3 separate regions of the Mus musculus genome follow, and regions 1 and 3 are each linked to region 2. A link is a loop called in an ENCODE intact Hi-C map of the cell type or tissue named here. Cell type or tissue: heart. All regions are shown on one strand.

Region 1 (8,000 bases), 410 kb before region 2:
CGAATAAAGGGACGCTGCATGTCAAGGGGCGGGTGGGGGGGGTCACACGTTTGTCTTTCTTTCATTTTCTTCTGAGTTACAATATGGAACAGCCACAGAGGCTGTTCCAGCAATCACAATCACACTGAACCCAAATTCAGCCTGGGGCTACCCTGAGCAAGGACGTTAATACTGAGAGCATTGGGTGGATAGATGCATATCTCTTCTAAGAATACTGAATTTCACGGTGACATTTTCAGGAGAGCACCTGTCTGTGATCTCCTGTGGACCCCCCCTCCAAGCCCTGTCCCTCCAAGTCCCCACCCCCTCTCCCCAACCCTGCCCCCCTTCCTCATGTTTCCCAGGTCACCTTGTTTCCCAGGTTCCACAGTGGAAACACCCATACTTGTCTTAAAACCCCAGCTTTGGATGGCACAATGGAGCGGCTTTGTTGGCCCCAATCTGACCACCACCAGACTTATTCCACAGACTATAGACATGTGGGAATTCTACCAACAGCCCTGCTCGTGGGGCTGTCTCTTTGTTACAAGTTTTAGATCGCATCCTGTCTGGGTTACTTTATCTAATCATTGAAACGCTTTAATGGATTTTAATAATTAGTAGAGTATAGTCCCCCAGGCTTATTCGGACTGTGTTAGCCTAGTTTTTCAATTCCATTAGCATCATTTCTTTGTACTTAAAAAAAAAAAAAGCTTTTTCCGTGTTTTTATTCTAACTAAGTGGCATTAGAAAAGACAGGATGCTTTTGTGTTCTAGTTTAACGTTGGATTGGGATTGTGTTGTCTCATCTGCTTATTTGTGCATGCGACAGCCAATAGATTTTTCTATAGTTTATTTAGATTCTGCACATTTCTTCATAAATGTATCATCATGTATGATATCTACTAGTTTATGAGCAATCTGGGTTCACTTAGATTTTTCAGAGTGAGTATTATTGGCACACAGGAGACTATTTTAAGAGTATAATTGCTTCATTTTCCCCTTCTCTTTGCTCCCTTCAAACCCTCATGTGCACGCACCCTCACTGTTCTCTTTGAATGTATGGCTTCTTCTTTAACTATTGTTACGTGTGGGTATATGTTTATGTGTATGTATGTATTTATGTGTGAGAATGTTTGTGGATATGTGCATATATATGTGTATGTATATAAATGTATGTTTATGTATGAGTGTGTTTGTGTATGTGTGTATGTATATATGGGTGTATATGTGTGTATGTAGGGGTGTGTGTGTGTGTGTGTGTGCGCGCCAAAAAACAAAGATTGAGTATTCAGTTCAAGCCAGCCATGGTGATTCTTGGCACTGGAATACAGTGGTGAGTGACTGAGTGACAGAGTGGCCATTTCACTTGCAGAGAGAATTCAGCCTCTTGGGATCCTACTTGGAAATTGTCCCTTCAATTAATTAAAAAATATAGCTTATCTTGTACTAGATGAATTCACAAGATACTAAATATATAGTGTGAATTAAGTGTTGTAACAAAGTTACATGTATAAAAATTGATACATGTATAAAATATTAGCTATGTTAATGTAAAAAAAGATCTCTCCTGGGACCCATCATTCAAGCACAAAAATTCTTCACTCCACCCTTGAAGACTGGTCCTTGGGATGATGCTAACACACATTTAAATATCTCTAGTCCTGTTTCAAACACTTTTCATTATTTACTGGAAAGTCTAATGGCAAGAAAGCAGTATTTTTAAATTATGCATTCTTATTAAATTAGTGGACATATATGGTATTTCAGATTACCATAAATTTTGTAGAATCTTAACACAATTCAATTCTCTGTTTCTATAGCAAAACGTAAGTGTGGACCTGTTTTAAAAACTTGTATTTATTTTCATTGCTGATCTGAAGAATAGTATAAAATCCTCTCAAAATAAGAGCACTTTCATCACCTTTTATAAAGAGTAACTTCACAGTATTCAAATGCAATCCCTACAGGACAGTCCATTTTTAAGCACTGCTATAAACATCATTTTGTCACAGATAACTTTTTGGATAATAGACCTGTTCACACATTCTCATTTCTGTTTGGATGGCTGGCTTTAACGTGTATATTCCTCTCCTGTCACGACATCTAAGCAGTGCCATGTCAGCCCATGTGGATGCTACTCCACCACCCAGCTTGTTCCTGAAATGTTTCTTGTTCCATATTTCAGTTGTGCCTGGCTAAATGGTGGTGTGGGCATCAGCTTCAGGTCTTCTGATTACAGAGTAGCTTTGTTGTCCGTAATCCAGTGGAGGAGCCGGAGGCTTCCTTGGGGTCTGTGTTGCTGTGTCCACAGAAATGATGGCAATGACTAATTCTTTAGATGCTTTTCCATTTTGGTTTCTGTTGCTGTAATAAAACATTCTGATCAAAAGCAGCGTGTGAGAAGGAAAGGGATAGAGTTTACAGTCCATCACCGAGGGAAGTCAAGGCAGGAACGGAAGCAGAGGCCATGGACCAAGTTGCTTACTGGTTTGCTCTCCTCTGCTTGCTCGTCCTGCTAGGAATACCTGCCCAGGAGTAGCACTGCTCCCAGTAGGTGGCCTCCCCACATCAATCATTAATCAAGAAAATGCCCCACAGACATACTCATAGGCCAATGGAGGTGATTCCTTAATTAAGGGTCCCTCTTCTCACGTGACTCTAGTTTGTGTCAAGTTGTCAAAAACTAACTTGCATAGCTTTTTTTTTTAAATACAAAAATAATGTTTGATTTTCTTTGCAGTGACCTATGTACAAGACAATGTAAGATATTATGGGTTAATATAGAGATGGAAATCCACTCCTCTCCCACGGAGCGATTTGGGATTGTTGGGAAAGGAGCCCATCAAGAAATCCAGCTCTCAACATGGGAAAGGGTACAGTGTTCCAAAAGGCAGAGGGGTGTGTGAATAAGATCCACTAAGCAGGACTCTGATGGGTAGCAGTCATCAGCTAGTTTTGCTAATTGCAAGGTTATCATTGTGGGATTGTCTTCAAGTCAAAGAGACACAGGTGTAAGAAACCTGACCAGCATCTCCAAACTTGAGTTTAACAGGGGAGTTAGCATTATGGGCACTAGGGACCGTAACTGATCACGGCAGAAAAGGGGCTAGAGTCTAAGCAGAGGGGGAATGGGTGGGATTAAGCTTGAAGAGTGGGATGGGTCAGGTCTTCCTTAGAACTCAGGGTCCTGTCAGTCATGCACATTGTCTCTCCTTAAGACAGAGGAGTCATTGTTCCTCCATATGTCTCTGACCTGGAGGACAGCTTCCTGTCATTCCAGTCAGTGTTAAGGATGTGCCCGCTGTTTCCTTATGATGGGAGAGAGGCTGACACAGGAACCCGAGGGTGATGGGACCTGAGTGGCAAAGTGTCAGTTTCTTTCATTTACTTTTAAGTACTTTTAATGCTCTTTGATTATTTCATTCACATGTGCACCTGTGGGAAGGTCTCTGATCCCCTGGAACTGGAGTTAAAGACTGTTGTCAGCAGCCATGTGCTGGAAATAGAACTCTGGTCCTCTGGAAGAGCTGCCAGTGTTCTTAATCACTGAGAAATTGCTTCAGACACCTCTACCCTTTTAAATTTTTATTTAATTTAATTTTAAAAATTTTAGGCGTTTAAACTGAAAGTATGTAGGGTGAAGGACCTTTAAGAGTTGATAATAGAGCTATGACATTTTCTGAGCTTGACATGGGTAGGACATCTTTGAGCTTTGAGTAAGTGCTCAGGAATAATTAACTGGCTAAGTGCACAGCAAGCTTGGCGCAGATGACAGATAAGATGAGGTGCTTCTGTTATCCTGTACACTGTGGGTTGTTTAACAGCATCCCTGACCACTACTGACTAGGTCCCAGTAGCAACCCCACCTACTGCCACATCTTAGCCATACAGAGACACACAGTTCCAGAGATTGGGAAACTCAGCCTTTCCCAAGGACCACTGTTTTCTTTAGAATTTGAACAGTTTTATATCATTATATTCGCTCCACCTATGTGCTTCTTAATTTTTTTCTCAACTCCTTTCCTAAGTGTTGAGTTGTTTTTGAGATGAAAGATAAGTAAAGATGACATCAGCATTGACACCGTGAAGTTTATTTTGAGAACAGCCACAATACCACTACACTGGAGACACTTAAATCTCCTACCCTTCACTGCTCCTGGCAAAATTAAAACAGCTTGTTTAGAAAACTCAGACCTCTTGAGAAGATATATTACTTTTCTAGGGGAATTGTCAAGAAAGCGTTCCCTCCCCCACATAAAAAAACACAGCAATCAAGAAGGTACACGGGGGACGTGGCACTCATCACAGGGAACAAGAATGACACGTCTGCAGATTTTGGAAAGCGCCATGTGAGACCCAGGAGAAGCTCCAGTTGACATCCTAGTAGCTTGTCTCTTCTTCCATGCTGTTCTGTGTGAGGACGGGCAAGCGACGGACATTATGTCACCTGCTATGACATCTCGTTTCCATTTTTCCTCATTGTTAGCATTTTGTCTAGGCTCTGCCCCACAGTTACCTGGCAACGGTTAGCCAGGTGTGCCTAACTCACTACAAAAGGGACTGCTTGCCCCCTCGGCTTTCTTGCTCTCTTGCCTCTTGCTATCCCTCTGTCCTCTCAACCCTTCCCCCTCTCTCCCCATTCCCCCTCCAAACTCTATCTCCAGATGCTCATGTGCCATGCCGAGAGGTTTAAAAGTCACTCATGAGGAAAAGAGTTTCAAGGAAGCTCTCCTCCTGGAGTCTGGCGTTCCCTTAATTCTCCATGCCCACATTAGTCTAGTGTATGGACCCACGTGCTCTCTTTCAATATCATTCTATTATAAGTGCCTTTTAAGATTGAATTCTGACATAGCTAAAGCCTCAGTGTTCCAACAGTCCTAGATCGTCCTTGAGCAAGACCTTGGGCTTGGAATTCAGTTCTGCCCCTGGTATTACACTATCTCTGAGTAAAAGTTAGATCACTGCCCTTCACAGGAATCTACCATCACCAAGGAAGAAAGAAGTTTCTGACCGTAGGAGAAACCAGAATAGATACTTAGAACTATAGCTGCGTTACACCCATATACAGGAATTTACAATGGTTTAGGAAGTAGATCGGGCTGTGGTTTTAGAGTATTGCATTATTCATGAGATGGTTAGCTAGAACGGAACTCCCTAGTTAGCACCATGACTTGGGTGTGAAAGCCCTTGCCCTAGGAGTGAAAAGTTCTCACACCTGGCTTCTAAGACTATAGCTGACCTTAGATAGGGCTGACTCTGTCTCAGTTATTTTATTGCCCAGTTCCTGCCAGTCTTTGTGTTTTCATTTCTCTATTCTGTGTAAGAGTCATTAAGCATCCGGTTACCTCATTTGTACCTTGTGGGTATGTCACCCAACTTCTTTATTGTCTTCTGCATAAAAAGTCTGATGCTTGATTTGAAAAATACATTCAGATTCCACACGACCTCTCCTATGTACGTCTGTTTGTCACTCATCCTACGCTTTGTCCACCAGCAACTAGAGACCTGTTCCACGCAGACAAAGGGGCCCAGAGGGTCTGCGGCACTCATGGCCTGCCTCTACAGTCTATTCTCTCTCTCTCCCTCTCTCTCCCTCTCCCCCCCCCCCCGTTTCTCTGTCTCTACTACCCTATCAACTCCCCTCCCCATGCCCTGAATAAACTTTATCCTATACTATACTGTCCTGTGGCTGGTCACCCAGTGGGGAGGGATGCCTCAGCATGGGCCCTCGGAGGCACCCCCTTCCCCCACAGCTTACCTCACATCCACTAGACACATTCTCTCTCCCTTTATTATTATAAAACACAACAGTCACAAAGCTGGTTTTTGTTATTGTAAAATAATGTCCCCTTTAAGCAGAAGCTCACCGTTCAGAAGTTCTGACTGTGCCTGTTATTCAGTAAAAATTTGGCAGCAGAAAAAACTGGATGGTGACTGGGTATCATGGTGTTACTAGGTCCCCAGAGCCACCACCTCTCTCTTCAGTGTGTGCATTTGTGCTGCGTGCATGTGGAGGCCAAATCACAGCCTCACGGGCCATCCCCAGGGACATCGTCCACCTACCTTAGACAGTTCCTCACAGGCCTTGAACTCACTAAGTAGGTTAGGCTGGCCACTGAACCCAAGGGAATCCCATTTCTATATCCCCTGAACTAGGATCACAAGCATGCACTCCTATGCCTACTTTTCACCTGGACTCTGGAGGGACAACTGATCCTTGAGAGAAGGGAAGGCACTTTACTGACCAAAGGTGAGAACCCTCTGAGAGGTCAGAGGTCTTGAAGGTCAAGTAGTTGGGAGCTTTTACAGAACTTACCCAAAGAGAACCTTGGCTGTGTCAAATGCTCTTACCAGCTGTGTCATGTGTCACCTCATCATAGGCTCCGGGAATGGGACCAACTGACCAGGAACCTGAGTCCAAATAACCCCTTTTCCTTATTCCTTAATCACCTGAGGTATTTTGTTATAGCGGTCCAATGTTCACTAACATCCCCATATTCCCAAATACTGATCCAATAGCACAATGCTTAGCATCTAAGGTCAAATACAAGAGAGCTCAAGTTGGGATTCCAGCATATGTCTTTGAAATTTCACATTTTAATACCTTTGATTCCAGTCAAACTGGAAGACTCTATTGCAAATTCAGTTTGTATACATTAGCTTAGAGCAATGTGGGTGGCTTTTCACAGACCGTCAGTTTACCGTAACAGAACTCTTAGAGCGTCCGCATGGCGGAATTAGAATTCAGAGGCAATTGGTTCAGATCTTTGCCGTGAAATCAATCATCCCTCTGTAGATTTCGGGGTGGGCTTCTTGAAGCTTGCTTGCCATGCTTTGTCTTCTGGTGGCTTCACTGAAATTTGGGATGGGGCTGTGAGCAATGTCGCCTGGCAGACTGACCCTTCTCCACACCCTTCTCTCTAAAGTCTTCCCAAAATAACTAGAATTCGCACATTCTATTTAAGGAAACACCCTTGAGCCAGGAAGTTTTTGCAAGCCCACTGAGCACAGGCTTCTGATATACACTGTATGTTACATGATATACACTGTACGTTACATCTGATTCTGTTCCCCGTGTGTACAGCTTCATGGCTCTTTGGAACAAAATGTTTTGAATCTTGATGTTTGAGAGTTTCTCTGCCACAAGCAGAAGGAAAACAGATGCTCACAGTTATCATGTAATAAGATCACTTTTATCATGTCGTACATTCTATTCTCTGATGAAGGAAGAACACTGCAGCCAAATTCTCAACAAGCCTGAGAGAGTGAATATGTTAAAAAAAAAAAAAAACCACTTTATCAAGGAGGTAAGAAAGTGTTGTGTGATATAGAGAGGCCCACAAACTTGAAAGAAGTATATTTGGATATGTAATACAGTGAAACAATAAAAACCTGGGTCAAGTTATTAATGAAAAACATCACTAGGCTAGGTACGGTTTGCAAGAGATAAGAGTAATTTAGTGCAAGGCTGCTCACGTGTTCACACAAGGATTTAATGTCTCTTCTGAGCGCCATGGACAAGGTTTTTTGTTTTGTTTTGTTTTTAAATATATTTCATTTATTTTGTGTAATATGACACTAAACATGAGTACCTTTCTGATTTCCTCTGTAACCCTGTGATAGGCGTATGATAATTCATTCATGCTGTGACTTCAATCTGACTTTGCCATTGAGTTAGGTTCAGTTAACAAAACAGAATCACTATTTGTGTTTTGGTATCTTTCTTTACTTAGTGGTTCTTGAACATGAATCAGTAAACAAGCGCAGAAACCACACATACACACACAAACACATGGAAACAAACCTAGAAATGAGTTTTGGGATTGGTGAGGTGTCTCAAAGGCACTTGCCAGCAAGTCTGGTGAGCTGGGTTTCATCCACAGAACCCACATAGTTGAAGGAGAGATGCAACTCCAAGAAAGCATCCTGACTCTCACTGCTCCAACACACACAATAAATAAATGTGGGGCTGGTGCGATGGCTCGGCTGGTAAGAGCACTGACTGCTCTTCCGAAGAG
Region 2 (8,000 bases):
TTCTGGATATATGCCCAGGAGAGGTATTGCTGGATCCTCCGGTAGTACTATGTCCAATTTTCTGAGGAACCGCTAGACTGATTTCCAGAGTGGTTGTACAAGCCTGCAATCCCACCAACAATGGAGGAGTGTTCCTCTTTCTCCACATCCACGCCAGCATCTGCTGTCACCTGAATTTTTGATCTTAGCCATTCTGACTGGTATGAGGTGGAATCTCAGGGTTGTTTTGATTTGCATTTCCCTGATGATTAAGGATGTTGAACATTTTTTCAGGTGCTTCTCTGCCATTCGGTATTCCTCAGGTGAGAATTCTTTGTTCAGTTCTGAGCCCCATTTTTAATGGGGTTATTTGATTTTCTGAAGTCCACCTTCTTGAGTTCTTTATATATGTTGGATATTAGTCCCCTATCTGATTTAGGATAGGTAAAGATCCTTTCCCAATCTTTTGGTGGTCTTTTTGTCTTATTGACGGTGTCTTTTGCCTTGCAGAAACTTTGGAGTTTCATTAGGTCCCATTTGTCAATTCTCGATCTTACAGCACAAGCCATTGCTGTTCTGTTCAGGAATTTTTCCCCTGTGCCCATATCTTCAAGGCTTTTCCCCACTTTCTCCTCTATAAGTTTCAGTGTCTCTGGTTTTATGTGAAGTTCCTTGATCCATTTAGATTTGACCTTAGTACAAGGAGATAAGTATGGATCGATGCGCATTCTTCTACATGATAACAACCAGTTGTGCCAGCACCAATTGTTGAAAATGCTGTCTTTCTTCCACTGGATGGTTTTAGCGCGAAGGGCACTCTTAAACCATGAACTAAAATTAACTTTTCACCCCTGAGAACAATTAACGTATGCATTTATTTAAATCATTTAAACTAGTTGATAGGGATATAAACTTGGTTGTTATACAGTTAGCTAGCACACAAAAAGCCATATTTTTTTAATGCCTAATACCTCTCCAATAAAGACTTGAGTACAGAATCAATTAAACTGAGATAGACAGTAGGTAAGGGAAATAATTTTCTTTAAACAATAATATTTTTTCTTTAAAAGATTCACTTATACTCTCATAATTAATTCAAGTCAAATGTCCCAACCTAGATTATCATCTATTTTAATAGCATATTTAACAGTTTCTCTTCAAGTTCTACAAATCGACATTAGAGAAAGGTTTCTTTAATATTAGCATTTATTTAATTAATTAACATCTGGGGATTTTGCCATTACAACAAAGCTAGTCCAGACCAGTGCATCTCCACACTGTCTGTGGAGGAGAGTAATCCTGCCCTTAGGGGGAAAGTCCAGATTCCTTATTAAAAACAGTGCATCCATCTCTATTAGTATACACCCAACATCCTCAGAAATCTCTCCCTCTGATCCTTCTGTAGTCTATTACACACTACCAGCCTGGGTCTCGGCAGATGTTGTAATCTCTAGACCATAGATAAGCAGGAGTTTGTGGGAAGAACAGATGATAAAGGTGAACTGTAGGTCATCATGTACCTCCAGGGTGGAGTGGAGACCAGTGGTGATGAGGAACTTGCACGAACTTGCACTTGAAGTAGAATCCTTGCTTTATAACTGTATTTATTTATTTTATGTATGTGAGTACACTGTCGCTGTCTTCAGACATACCAGAAGAGGTCATTGGATCCCAATACAGATGGTTGTGAGTCACCAGGTGGTTTCTGGGAATTGAACTCAGAACCTCTGGAAGAGCAGTCAGTGCTCTTAACTGCTGAGCCATCTGCTCTCCAGCACTGAGATAGAATTCTTTAATGTACCACAGGGGATGAATCATAAGGCTGGGCTGGGCTGGTAAACAATTGTTTCCATAGAGGGTCTGCAGAGCCGCATTCAAATAAATATGTATAGGAAAGCATTCATATGTTAATGTATTAAGAGCTCTCACTGTGGAGCAGAGGAATAGCACAAAACTTCATTGTTTAAAATGAGTCCAAATTCACAAACATAAACAAAGGATGAAATATTAAAATATAATTCTCCTTTTTGATAATCAATGTATCAAATAGAAATGCATCCGCTCACCCCGAATAAGAAATTTATGAAAGTAAATGAAAAGCAACAGTGAACCTAGGAGTAAGTACAGGTTCTGTGGTGACTGTTCCTTAAGTTCCCCAAACAAGCTTTCTTTAAGATGTTCCTGCATGTTGACTCATGGCCTCCTTAGTAAAAATGTACCTGACAAATAAATTTAGATACACACACACACACACACACACACACACACACACACACACACACACAGGTTTGGTTCCCAGCACCCATGCGGTGGCTCACAACTGTCTGCAACTCCAGTTCCAGGAGATTCCATGCTCTGCTGTCACCTTCTCAGGAAGTTCTGGAGACTCACATGGTATACATATGTACACATAGGCAAATGTCAATTTAAACGCAATAAATTTAAATAAACGAATTGTCAAATATCAAATATCATGACAGTGTTTTCTCATAAGGAATAAAAGTTTCAAAACAAATAGCAATTCTATGACTTAAAAATCTTCATAGAATTGTGTGATGATTTAGAAAAATCATTTTTGGAAAATTATATATATATAATATGGAGAATATATATATATATATATATATATATATATATATATATATGGAGAGAAGTCTACTATACATGCATGGTAGGTAATGGTGCATATGTGTGTGTATGTGTATATATATATATATATATATATATATATATATATATATAGTGTGAGAGAGAGAGAGAGAGAGAGAGAGAGAGAGAGACAGTAATGGCATTCTTCATGAATGCCTCACTATCACAGAAAACCATGACAATGGTCCTTGGCAGAAGTGAGTTTTCCATATCTCTGTGCCTGTAACGTTGTCTCTTTCTTCTTCAGTTTTCAAAGAAAGAACTATACACATTGTAGCTCCTGAAGAGAAAACAGAAACTTTAGAGGTTAAAAATTCCTTTCCTCAAACAACAGTGATCCCAACTTCATGATCTGTTTGAAGTGTGAATAGGCACTAGATGTAACTGCCTTACCGCTGCCATTCCTTGGTTTACTTCCTGTTGCTAATTTCAAGGCAACAGTAACTTCTTCTTTCCTTGAATCAGACACAAACCTAAACTCCAAATAAACAAATCTGCTTGAGTGTAGATTCCTTTGGCCCCACTGACCTGCAGCTTAAGGACTTACAGGTTTCTTCTCACCAGACTGTTTAAATGCCTTACCTTTTTTTTTTTTTTTTTTTTTGTATAATTACCAATCATTTCATGTATCACAAGCACAGCTACGGCAATCCAGACTTGCACACGCTGCTGCTGAGGAGGGTTTGTGGTCCATTGCTCTTCCTTCCAAGGGAACACAGGCTGCTAGGAGCAAACGCCGATGATGCTGGTGTGCGTTTTGTGGTCCTCAAGGTTTTGCTTTTGCTTTCCTTTTTTTTTTTTTTTTTTTTTCTATTTTGTTTTTATTGTGGACTCACATCCACCTTTCTTATGGGAAGAATAACAAATTAGGGAAGACTAGAAAAAATATCTGTCTCTGATATCATGATAAAAAATGGTATCTGCTATGAAGAAGTAAGAGCCCTAAGAGAGCTGTGTGGATGATCTCAAGTGTTGAGTTCCTTTTCAAGCATCCTTAAACCTGTCTTAAGGACCTACACTCATGACAGCCTGTATTTTAGCAGAAACACTTCTTCAACCAATGTCTGCTCCAGGTTTGGTTTTTATACATTTACTGATCATTAAGAAAAACAGGTTTTGTGAAATTTTTTTTTAAAGAAGTAGTTTCAGTTGTACCACGCCAAACAGATGTCGATGTGTGTTTTTCTTCTTTTCTTCTTCAGTAGAAAGTAGGTTTAGATTTATTGTAAAGTTCATCTCCATGTCTACCGAGTGATGTGTTTTGCATATTTTATAAAATCCAGTGTTTAATGCTAAGACAAGAAAACTACCTTTGAAAGATGTTGACACACATTTATGGAGATCTGTAGAGGGATTCGGGGTAGGGATGGAGTTCTTCTGTTGCTCATCCAGTTTTCTGGTACAGGTTTGTTTGGTGTACTGTAAAGGCCTCGGTATTTTGTGGGACGGACTGTGGGCTGTGCTCTCTCAAAATCACTCTAGGGGTCATGCTGACCTATGAGAGGAGCAGTTAGCTCAGGAGAAAGAAAACTTGACAACTACAAACAGCATTTTGAAAAGAACAACAAAACAAAACCTTCACTCCAAAGAGTACACTCCAAAGTCAACAAAGCCTCCTTACTCTGCAATTACCCTTAAAAAACAAAAACAAAAAAACGAAACGGAAAAAAAAAAAAACCCACCTCACTCATCTGACGTTCAGAAACGCAGAGTGAGCCTGAGTCTATTAAATCTTGCTGCTGGGATGCTTACAGGCGATGGGGGGAGCTCACAACCGCCTGTGCTCTGAAAAAGAAACCCGAGAAGTGAAGGTAGGAGGGGGCTGAAGCCTTTTGGCAAACGCACTGCTAAGTTTGTCCCTTGGTCTTGAGATCACGAACAATAAAGGTGTGGCAAGTTACATGAACTTTTCCACCTCTGTACTTGGATCTTATTTTTGTGTATGAATACTACACCAAGAGATAAGCTGTATCTGGAAGCTCAAGATTAGAGTTAGAGATGCTGAGTCCGGTGGCAGACACCGTCGTTCACCAACATGCCCACCTGCAGCCACCAGGACCTCCAGCTCCTACGCTGGCCCATAATTTGGGATTAAATACGTGGGAATCTTGATTGCCAGTTGTTTAGAGGGAGCCAGGTAGGAGTGGATGGGATGCTGGGGGCTTATCATTTATTTATTGCCACTGTCTGGATTGTTGATGGTAGTGGCAAGCACATCCCTGCACTAGCAAGGCAAGTGTGACACCTTGAGGACAGGGAAGGGGGTGCCAGGAGTCCAGGGCGGCTACAAGAGTTGCCAGGGCTGGGTAGGGGGAGAGACAATTTGTTCCAATCCTTTGACCAGCTGCTTAGTATGGTTGGAGCAGGGCTTTCCAGGGTTGGGTTCGGTTGACAAGTGAAGTTTTGCATTTCTCCTGGGCTACACCAAGCCCTGATCTGTGTATGCCAAACACCCAAGACCTCCGGGTCTGTCCTGACCACCACTTAGCTGAGTGACAAGCAGACATATGGCGAGCCACCCTGCTTGCTGACTGACCTGGAGAGATGCTCCCGGGTGGCGCGTTGAGGTGTTTGTGGGTCCTTTATACCCGCTCCTAGGGAGGTGCGTGGGATGCGCATCCATTCGGGCAGACCCAGGATGGGTGGGGGCGGTCCTCCAGGCTGCTCTTTGGCCACCTTGGGAACGCAACTTTTCCGGGGGTATAGGTGGGGAGAGCATCAGTGCCTGGTGGGCGAGGCTGTCGTCCTGGGCACCCCGCCCCCTCCTGGGCTGCCCCTCCCCCGCGCCCCTGCTCTGGCTCTCCAGCATCCTCACTCCGCCCAGTTCTGTGCCAGCTGCGTGGGCTCTGGTTTCGTGCGGGTTTTTTTCCCCCTTGGAATGCTCCAAAAAACTCGGTAGCGACTACGGAAACCCCATCGGAACTGACCAGCTGCGCTAGCACCAGGCACAGCACTGGTGCTGCGCGCTCGCCGAGCCCACCTCGGTCACTTCAACCACCAGATTGCAACTTTGCGGGTAAGAGAGGGTGCAGGCTCCGCGCTCCAGACGCGGGCCTCACATCTGGGATACTGATTAAGTTTCCTAAGCCGACTGGGAAGCAGGCTCCCTGCTAGGAGGCGGGTATCCCTGGGGGCTTACGCGAGTCACCAGGGTGCAGCAGCTTTTTAAGGTTCTTCTTCTTTTTAAAAAGGTTGCTTTTTTAAGGTTCGGGGAAAGATTTTCGCGAAGCTTTCTTTGGATGACCTGGGATAAGGGGGAGTTTGGGGGTGCTTCCAGGCTCTCTCTGTATCGCGTTGTGAGGCAGGGGTGAGGACGAAGAGCGAACCCCCGGTGTGATTTACATGGTAAACAAAGGATCAGCCCTTATCCCCGCGGTGCTGGGGAGCTCGGTGCTTGTGTACAACCTCCCGTGCGCGTTTGGACGTTTGGAGAGGATGGAAATGACATGGTCCTTGGGCACGTAAGGTGAGCTCTATGACTCTCCAACGAGCTGAGGGCACGAAGGGAGGACAGCGACCGCTGTTCAGTGGGTTCATTCCCCTCTGCGTCATTTTCCTCTGTCAAGCAGCAAAAGCACTTTTAAGCTTGTGGTTGGACCAGGTTTGGGGGTTCCTAGTTCGCTTGGCAACTGAGATTCCAGCTGAACCAGTGACTCTGCTTGCTACTTGAGTAGATAGCTTGAATCCATGGCGCAACTTGTTGTTTCCAGCTGCGAACTGCCTTTTGTGACTCCAGAGAGAGACAGAGAAAGATAGAGACATGAGGGTGGAGGTGAGCTGGGCAGAGGGACCAAAGACCATGTGTCCAGTGTTCTCCAGCCACTGTGGTGTATCCCTGCCCACTGCGGTTTTTCCCAGGGGAGCATTATCATTAAATACCGCTGGCTGCTATAAAAGGTTATCAAGTTACTTACGGAGGGAGTAAGCTACTAAGCCAAACGAGTGGGAAGAGAGAGAAAACGCTGTCACTGTGCCTTTAAAATGAAATCTTCGAACAGATTTGTAAAACTGTGATAAAATAAACCACCGAGGTTCATAGGCTCGCTGGCTTTTCTCTCGTAGTCATCACAATGCAAAGTACTTAAAAATTCTTTAGGAAGAATAAAAGATTTAGCAGAGGATTTTTTTTTAAAGACTCAGACACCGAGAGTAGGAGTTGGCGGTTATGTTAACGGTGTTACGATTTGCTATTTAAAGTTATATTTGTAACGCCTACTTCTGTTCATCTGGACAGTAAACCAGGAAACATCCAGCTCTTAAGAGAAACAAAGTAGTAAGATATAGGGGTAATCCTGTCCGAAACTCAGAATTAGGATCAAAATTGAATTTAACGTGGGTAAAGTGAATGAAGGTCTTTACAATCTCTGCAAATCAATGCTGTGGTTAACCAGGATCAATCAGTCAGCCCGGGCAAGGTAAATGGGCATCAAAGGATATATGAATAACTTGGATTAAAAAGGGTAGCAAGGAGAGGGAGGGAGAGTGCATGTGCACGGTTTCAGAGAAAGACTGCAAGGAGCAGCTTTGCCTTGCCTGAACTTTGATCTGAATCTTTACACTGACTGGTGGGAGGAGGAGGAAGGATAGACTTAAGCCAAGAAAGGCAAAGGGGCCAAAAACCTACAGGTTGGTGAAAGAGAGACATCAGAGTTGCCCATGGTCCTCTGAGGGGATATATCACGAGGAAAAGATTTGCAAGTGTGAACTTAGAAAAGTTTATCAGTGTGATCTGGAAGGAGCATTCATCAGAAGCATCAGGTATCAAAGCTGGACAGGAAACAAACATCTCTTAGCTGAAGCTGCCACGCATTGATAGCTTTTGTAAGAATCTCTGATCTTAAGAAATGAAGCACATCTCAGTTTTCTTCTTTTCAGTCATTCTCAGAGATATGAGAGGGACTAGATTTATAAGGCTTCCATGTTTTAAATAATCTTATATTATTCATATTTGTGTTGCATTTATTTCTAGACAGCCAAGATGAAAAGAGCCGACGGGATGTGTAAAGTGGCTGTTTCAAAGAACCAAACAGTCTCGGGATAGATAGCTTTTCACAGAGTAGAACCTGAATCAGTTCATATTTTATAGAGGCTTGGAACCATGAAAACTGTCCGCCTATCCTTTCTGTTTAGTGGACCTTTGAAGGTCATTCTTGTTTAGTGTATGTGCTTCAAACTCCAAGAACCGCATCTAACCAAAGAGCTAAAAACCTGTCTGGTTAAGCATCCACACCCAGAGGACAGAAACGCATCATGGTTCATAACCTATTGTGTCATTTCATGCTATAATGGATATATAAGGCCAATGGGCTGTTTTTCAGTGCTCTGTGATCCTGTCTACTGGTATTTGCCTGAAGTACATGGCACTAAAACCT
Region 3 (8,000 bases), 160 kb after region 2:
TGGGTCTTACAGAAAGGACAGCAGCCATCCATGAAAAGCCTGGTTCCCCGGAGTTCCTGCTGGAAGATTTGCTGGGAACAGTTTATTCAACCTGCTTTTTTTTGTTTTGTTTTGGTTTGGGTTTTTTTGTTGTTGTTGTTCTTTGTTTTTTGTAAAATAGTTATTTACATGTAGTTAGTTGAGAACTCACACTAACATTATTTTCTCATCTGACAGAATTAAGATAAGAGCAACATAGGAACACATGACACATGTCATTCTCAACGTACACGATCAAGGGCACATGATATAAAAACATTGACCCTGATGTTTGGAATAGGATATATATATATATATATATATATATATATATATATATATATATATATGAATATGGATGTGATATATGTGTGTATATATATATATATGTCAGCTGAATATACTTATATTTCAAAAGGAGTCTAAAATTATGACACTTTGTAGTTGAAATTTTTGTAAAATAGTTATTTACATGTAGTTAGTTGAGACCTCACACTAACAATAAAAGTTTGTGACTTTTGAATAACCTGTAATTCATCCTCTGTACTTTAGCACTTGTGAGAGAGAAACTACAGCTTCCTTGAAATATTGTGACTTTCCAAAGGCAACTTGGAAACTGGAACAGCCATTGTTTCCTTCTTCTAAACCAAGAGGACTTCATTACCATTTTTGACAGATTTCATTTTGATACATTTAAATTTGCTTGCTCAAATGGGAGGTGGTATGGGATGTGCTTGGTGTGCTTGGAACTTCAGGAATGAGGCCCTGATCTCTTGGTCTGACAAGATGGTATCTGGGAATCCTGTGTCTTTATTTTAGACATTTAGAACGTGATCTTATGAAGAGGAATTCACAACTGCGTGCTGCAGTGGTGAGAAAGTGTTTTCTAGAGGACACTAAGTAAATTCTTTTCAAGCAGAGTCAAACAGCAATTTCTGGAGGAACTGATTCCATCCTGCATTGGCCCCTTGCCGTTTTACAGTTCTGAAGGAGAACACAGCAGGCTGCATCCTTAATAGGATTCACTGAGCAGAGGAAAGACTAAAAGGCATAATTCATGGGCCGGGAACTTAGTGACAGACAGAAACCAGAGTGGAAATGAAAGAAAATGACCCTGAACGTTGACTGCAGGGAATCATCGGCTTCTGCAGAAAGTCTGACATTCCACAGGGTAGACCTGGAAAGAATAGAAGCTAAAAAGCCAGCAAATGTCACAGTGCCTTCCCTGGAGCCCCTCTCCTGTTACAAACCTCTCTCTCAGTTTGAGAGAGCCTGTGCAGCTGTTGGAATCTCAGCTTCCCTTGCACAGTCAAGGCTTCTCACGACTTCATTTTCTTCCCATTAGTTCTATGATTCAAATGCCATGGTCTAGTCCAACAGATCAGGTGGAACCTGCTTATGCTACATTAGCATATCTTCAGCCGCCACCCTTACCCCCTCCCCCGCCCCCGCCCCCATCTTGAATGCTATCCTACCAGGGAACATTACATATGCAATCCAGCAGCATGTAGATTATTGACATGTGTATAACTGGCGAAGAGAATGACACCACCAAGTGTATGTCTTCCAAAATACTCTCCCTAGACTCACGCTAAATTAAGTCTTTGATCTTGGCCCATTTTAACGTCAGACAGAGTTGACAACCAATCTAATTAAAAATAAAAGCTACAAAAATGCAACTCTCAACACTGCAAAAGCTTCACAGAAATTTGATTATCCTCGTTCACTTAGTGCTTTTAAATTAAATACCCCGATTACATTATTGTTATAAACACACCTCAGTTGATTCAAGATGTGGGTTGTTCCGGTGACAATAATGATACAGTCTCCACTCTAACAATAGTAGAAGGCCCTTGAACGTCAGCAGATCTTTACCCAATAGCAAGGTGACAAATATCCCAAGTATAATTGAAGAAGATCTGATAGATGACATTTAAAGATATCACTAATTGGCAACAATTTATTATGTGTGTTACAAAGGGTATAATGAGTTTAACTATCTTCCTCTTCTTACTTCTAATGTTTAAGTTAGAAATCACAAGCCCCTAGTACCTTGCAATGTGAACTTGTTGGTAATAATATTTTTAAAGCTGTTTTATTGGGTTCTTATACCTCTCCTTCTCTTCCAACCCTAATCCCTTCCAAGCCTCCAACACTAGAGAGGAGAGGAAGGTTAGAGGGGGAAAGGGGGCATACCTCTTTCAACAACAAAATGGACTAGTTCCTGCTGATTAGGGATGTTATTTTTCTCGAGGTCAGATCAATATTTGGTCTAAGTATATCTCCAGCTCCTTTTTCTTGTTGATTTGCTCAAGAACATTGTCAAACCTCAACAACAGCAACCAGGAGCAGCAGGGGAGAGCAGCAGCCACCCCAGGCTGTCTAGGGGATCTTCCTTTTCCGAGAGTCTCCAGAATTAAACCATCTGCAGCTGGCAAAATCACACCCCTGCTAGTACAGGAGGAAAATCATAATCACCTGCTGTGAAGCAGTCTCTTATCCCATACCTGAGATTAAAATAAAAATATATTCACATAGCATACCTGAGTTTTTTAAAGAAACAAACAAAAAAGTCTACAGTTTACTATAGTTGTATATAGGCTGAGACCATAAGGTTCAAGCCATGTGCAGACACAGGCACTGTATAAAGCTGCACACAGAGTGATGGAGCTTCCAGAACAAAAGTCCCAATGATCTGTGGCCATGGCCAGAAGCTACAAAGTTCTATACTGCCTGATGCCAGACCACTATCAAAGAAGTCACACTTCTTCCCTTAGCACTTGGTTAATTAAAGACCCAGGTACTAAGGTCCACTGACTGCACTGTGCCATAAGAGGTTTCTCATGAAGAGCCTAGACTAACTTTTCCAATACTGTTGCTCTCAGTAACACTTGTCTATCTTGACTTGTCAAAATCCTGGTGCCTGGAGTTCAGTCGGAAACCCCACTTCTGGTTACATTCTTGACTCTGAACAATATTATCTCTTCCCCATATTCACAGGACATTCAGTCTTCACCACTGAGTTTAATGGTGTATTTTCCATTATCTGTGTCTTACTCCATCACCTTACAGAGGACAAGCCATTTAAGTGTGCTTATTCAATTTACTATTCGGAAGATTCTGCTTGCCTCTGAAAGAATATTGTCTATATGGACGTGTGGTCACCTAATGGTGTATTTTAAATGGGCTGTACAATTGAATAGCTCTTCTATAGAGACAAAAGAGAATCCACAGAGATTGCTATAGACCAGTGTATGCAGAGTTACTCATAAAGATCCTGGACTCCTACAATAAATGGTTGACTTCTGAGTTTGACCATCATTCTTGTCCCTAGCCGTATCACTTCAAAGCCAATTTCTCATTCCCACATCTCTTTACTCCAAGGGTATCAGCATCTCATGATCTAGCTGAACAAAGTACTCTGATAAGCATGAAGCACATAAAAATCACTCAAAGACAAGCAAATGCACTCAAATTATATTTCCTCAGAAGAAATCCAGAGATTGGTCAATTGATGAAGTTTGAGGATTCAGGGGTATTTTTAATTCGTGTCAATCACTAATTAATAAGTGAAGAAAGATGAATAATGCCAGTGACAGATGCTATGAATCATATCTCTTATTTAATGTCCTAAATTACCCAAAGAGTTTATTTTCACTGCACAACTTTAATGTCCCTCTGGGATATAATCAGTTTTATCCACATCTAATCTTAACTCCATGTTCTTAATATTGTAATACCACTGCCCACTTCAAATGCAGACAATAGGAACAGATTCATAAAACTAGAGGCTAAAACACGGGTCTGTGCTGAGTCACTAGGAAAGGGTATAGATGGGCTGAGGAGTGCACCCTTCATGCACATCACTAGGTGAGTGTGTTGGTTCAGATTCACCCTTTCTTTAAGAAAGTGGTTATCTCACCTCTAGCAATTATGCTGACATTAAACAGCTGATATAATATCCCGAGGCTAAAGGGTATTGTGTAATTCCCAAGGAGATGGAGATGATAATTAGTTTACACAAAGTAAACCTTAAACCTCACCCACGGAATATAACCCCTCAGTTAGCTAAGTGAGCTTTTCCTATGCCTTTCCTTTTCTCTGACAAGCTTTTTATACTTGTTAAAATTTTCCCCAAGCCAATATATTATGTTTCACTTTAAACTACGTACTTTATTCTCTTGCATATTTGAATTAAAAATGTTGACTATGGATTTTAGGGACGGTTCTAGAACTTGAAAAAAAAAACTCTGTACATTTTAATGTTTAAATGCACCATGATATCTTTGTTTATCACTCATAACTCTGAGTCTATCAACCCTAATCTTAGTTTAATGCTCAATAAAGCTCAACTATGACCTCAGGCTTTTTTTGACATTATCTTACTGAATTTAAAAAGATTCTAAAACCAGCGAAGGTAGACCAACTGAATTGGTTCTATATTAAATAAAGGGTCTATATACTTAAAGTATCTTGGAAGTCATTTGTTGATGTTGAATACTTTTTAGTAAATGTTAAAGATACATACATACATACATACATACATACATATGACTCATTTTGTGCTTCTCTTTATTTTAAGCAATGTCACAGGGTCTGGAAGGCCACTGTCTTTTTCTAGAAATGCTTTTTCTCTTGGAATTTATCTTGGGTTTTGTTTCATCAGGAGGTAGACACCACCCCCATCTGGTGGCCCAGCCATAAAACTTCCATGCTACACTCTTCCAGATGGTCTAATTTTCTAGTTTTCTTGTTGGCAAATACCTTAATCATAGAGAGAACTCAGTTCGCATGTAGTGAACGCTGTCTTTTGGTAATTAGTGGCTTTAGGAATCAAAGCATTGCCTTCCTTTCTTCCTGTAAATCACTGCTTTTCTTGAAACACAGACACTGCTTAGGCTCAGTAGAATAGAATTTTGACTTTTAATATATATTTTTAAAATATCATTTTATATTTATGCACTGCTCTTTCTAAAATTCTATCTTATCAGCCTATGGTTAAATATTTACTAGGGAATAAGCTCAAAAGCCTCATTAGAAACTAAGAACTATTATTCCCTTAGCTTCTCAAAATACACCAAATTAATCCCTTTATAACAGAAATGTTTTACTTGGGTTGACTTTTTTCAGTGTTCTTTCTTAAGAATCAATGCCGCTGCTTATTAAAAGTGCATTATGTGGGGTCACCATAGATGGGTTTCTATTAATGCTTTTAGAATACTTATGAAAGGTGAAAATGTAAAATTTTAATCTCATTTGTTGTTTAACTCAGTTTTTAATGGACTTTGTTCACCATCAGCCATCTTCTCTCCATTCTGTACAAAGAAGCTGATATAGTGTGCAGACCCACCTAAAACATCCCAGTCTTCCAAGAGATAGCAGAGTTGGGAGCTTGGCGGGTGTGACGCAGTGGGAGGAGTCAGTCACACTCCGGCTTCCCTGGGTGCTGTCTCCAAAGCCACAAGGTGAAAGGTAGCTGAAAGCCACATTCGATACCTTGAAAATCATAAGTTTAACTAGTACTCTGGCTGATTTTATTAAATCTTATCTAATTAAAACAGAAAGTTCCTTCAGTGGATGTATGACTGAAACTGCTGCAAGTTCACCGTCCCCCAAGATTGCAGATTATGTATTGCTATTTACAGTGACTGATTTTCTATATTTTTCTGTGCTGATATTTATGGGAAAATACTAATTCCATTTGCTATTTCCTCCCCTGGTTATTTCCTGTCTCTGCCTTCAGTATTTCTAGGGATGCCGGGTGTGTATCCAGTACGGTCAGTTCATTCTCTCACAGCCCTGCAGCCTAACCAGGACCCCATTTCTAGCACTGTTAATTTATTCTGCTTTAAGAGTTCTATACGTTAAAGACTTGTGCCTTTTCACTTTAGTTCATTGACTCTTTGTGTGTGAAACCTCTCTGTGACTATGGCTCATTGCCCCCACTTTGGTGATAAAAGACAACAAGAACAGTCTTATCTGCAAAAGCGATAACTTTGAGGATAAAAAAACGTATCTATATAACCACACGGGAATATCCTTTCCTTTTCAGCGGCGTGCTGCTGATAACTTGAGAAGACATCACCAATACCAAGTAAGTAGTGCTTGTGTTTGTTCCTGAAATGGCCATTCAAACAAAATGCGGATCTGACTCGGGACAGAAAGTGAATCCATGCACTGAATATCAATCCTGTCGTTCAGGAGGTGATGAGGAACCTGGTGAAGCGGTACGTGGCAGCCATGATCAGAGAGGCAAAAACCGAAGAAGGCTTGACGGAGGAGAATGTTAAGGTAAAGCTTCGCCTTCATCGCGGAGACAGCGTGTGGAGGCAGCCTTTAAGGCCAGATTTACAAACCTAGCCATGCCTCCTGTGTTTTAAATTAAACTTCCATGGAACTAAGTGAAAGGGCAGACAGACAAACAGAAAAACAACAGCAAAGTAGAGAAATTTCCCAAGTTGCTTTGAAACATCCTTAGCCCACACTGTCAAGGGGGCTTAACTTAGTGGCAAGGAAACCCCTAGTCCTTGTTGCATTCTGATCCATGTCCCCAATCCCTGCTGTGCCACGTCAGCTTCTCATTTGTATTTCAGTCTGATTTCTAAATCGGAAGCATTTACTAACCAACTTACTACCAATAGCACAAGCTTCCTGGGTCTCTGTGGTATCTTCTTGGGGGCAGGGATATAAAGTTTTCTATATTGCAAGTTGGAAATCAAGTTCAAAGACTTCTAAAGTTTTGTGAGAGGAAATAAGTGAACATAGGCAATGGTATTTTAACATTAAATGTGAATTGATTCTTTGATTTTACATGGCCCTTTATAAATTTCGGAAGAATTCTTTCAGGTTAATGTGATTTTACAGATAAAACCAAGGCCACGAAAGCATCAAAGATCATTAGAGAAACAAGAGCTAAACAGTCATTGAGATAAGCAAGGAGAGGAGCTGCCAAAAAGACAGCACAGATTGTCAATTAAATAGACTCCAAAGTATTTTTCTGCAACCATAAATCTCAATGATGAGGCTAAATGCTTCCCTTTGTCCTGGAAGACAGTGTGGCTCTGGAGTAGAAGAGAAGCTAAGAAAGAGGTTTTCCAATGAAATAAGAAAAATATAGGGATCTAGGAACCTCGTGTAAATGAGAGCCAGGACTTCTGGACCCAATGGTTGGTCTAAGCCCCCCGCAGAAGGTATTGAGAACAGAGGCAGTCTCTCGAAAGGCTAAGGTTCATGTTATTTTTACTTTGCACATCCTTTTCAGAGAAAAAAAAATATCGCATTAAAACACGTGACCCAAGGACCAGGAAGTGGCTTGACAGTTAGAAGCAGACTCCAGAGAGGAAGTATTTAAAAATCACTGTCTCCAAGAAAGTAGACAACCCACCGAACAGTGACAGAGCGCACAATCCCTTTTGTTTCTCTTTCTGTTACACTTAGAAGATTTCTTTATGTGTCCCAGCTGCTTTTCTCATTGATGTCACAAAACACTAAAGAGAAGCAACTCAAAAAAGAAAAGATGTCCTTTGCCTCATGGTTTGAGAAGCAATGGTCCCTAGTGGCAGAGAAAGCAGAGTGGAACAGTTCGTCTCATGGCAGCCAGGACTAGCACCACTGATACACCCAGAAGCATGTTTTAGGGATCTCTCTGCTCCGTCATGTTTGACATAAAGAATAACCATCATACTAGAATATAAAATACCAATAGGAAAATTAATGATACCAGGTATCAGAGTCAGGGCCTGAAATTCTAAGTAGAATCCCAGGAGGACAGAACCCTGCGTCTTCAAAAGAGGCAGGACCATTTCAGACAGCTCTATGAAATTAGGAAATGATGTTTCCGTAAGTCAGCACCTAACGTGTCATTTGGATTTTATTCAGGAACTAAAGCAAGACATTTCTAGCTTCCGCTTCGAAGTTCTGGGATTGCTCAGAGGAAGCAAGCTCTCTACAATACAGTCAGCCAACGCGGCGAGTTCAGCGGA

What was found. Peaks named below come from ENCODE experiments on the same cell type or tissue, not always from the same donor. Only the 100,000 strongest peaks of a DNase experiment are listed, where the experiment ranks them.
Region 1: it touches region 2 in a loop (4-fold over the local background); 13 of 42 quality-filtered maps call a loop at or near these places.
Region 3: a loop joins it to region 2, with 2.7 times the contacts of the local background. A loop is called at or near these places in 10 of 42 quality-filtered maps.

The regions. Positions count from the first base shown.
Region 1 is chr3:53,737,960-53,745,959 of GRCm38, forward strand. No RefSeq gene overlaps it. Among named protein-coding and RNA genes, the nearest start is that of Gm30735, 39 kb to the left of the region's middle. In heart, no CTCF peak of the experiment used is centred here; no DNase peak of the experiment used is centred here.
Region 2 is chr3:54,150,616-54,158,615 of GRCm38, forward strand. It overlaps Trpc4 (transient receptor potential cation channel, subfamily C, member 4), which reads left to right and starts at 5,442. Exons shown (of 11, transcript NM_016984.3): 1 at 5,442-5,644. In heart, a CTCF peak has its summit at 4,884; no DNase peak of the experiment used is centred here; H3K4me3 peaks cover 2,557 bases; H3K27ac peaks cover 240 bases; H3K27me3 peaks cover 2,611 bases.
Region 3 is chr3:54,309,547-54,317,546 of GRCm38, forward strand. Trpc4 (transient receptor potential cation channel, subfamily C, member 4) reads left to right here. Exons shown (of 11, transcript NM_016984.3): 9 at 6,071-6,112; 10 at 6,220-6,309; 11 at 7,897-8,000. Among named protein-coding and RNA genes, the nearest start is that of Gm31095, 48 kb to the right of the region's middle. In heart, a CTCF peak has its summit at 4,714 (motif pointing left); no DNase peak of the experiment used is centred here.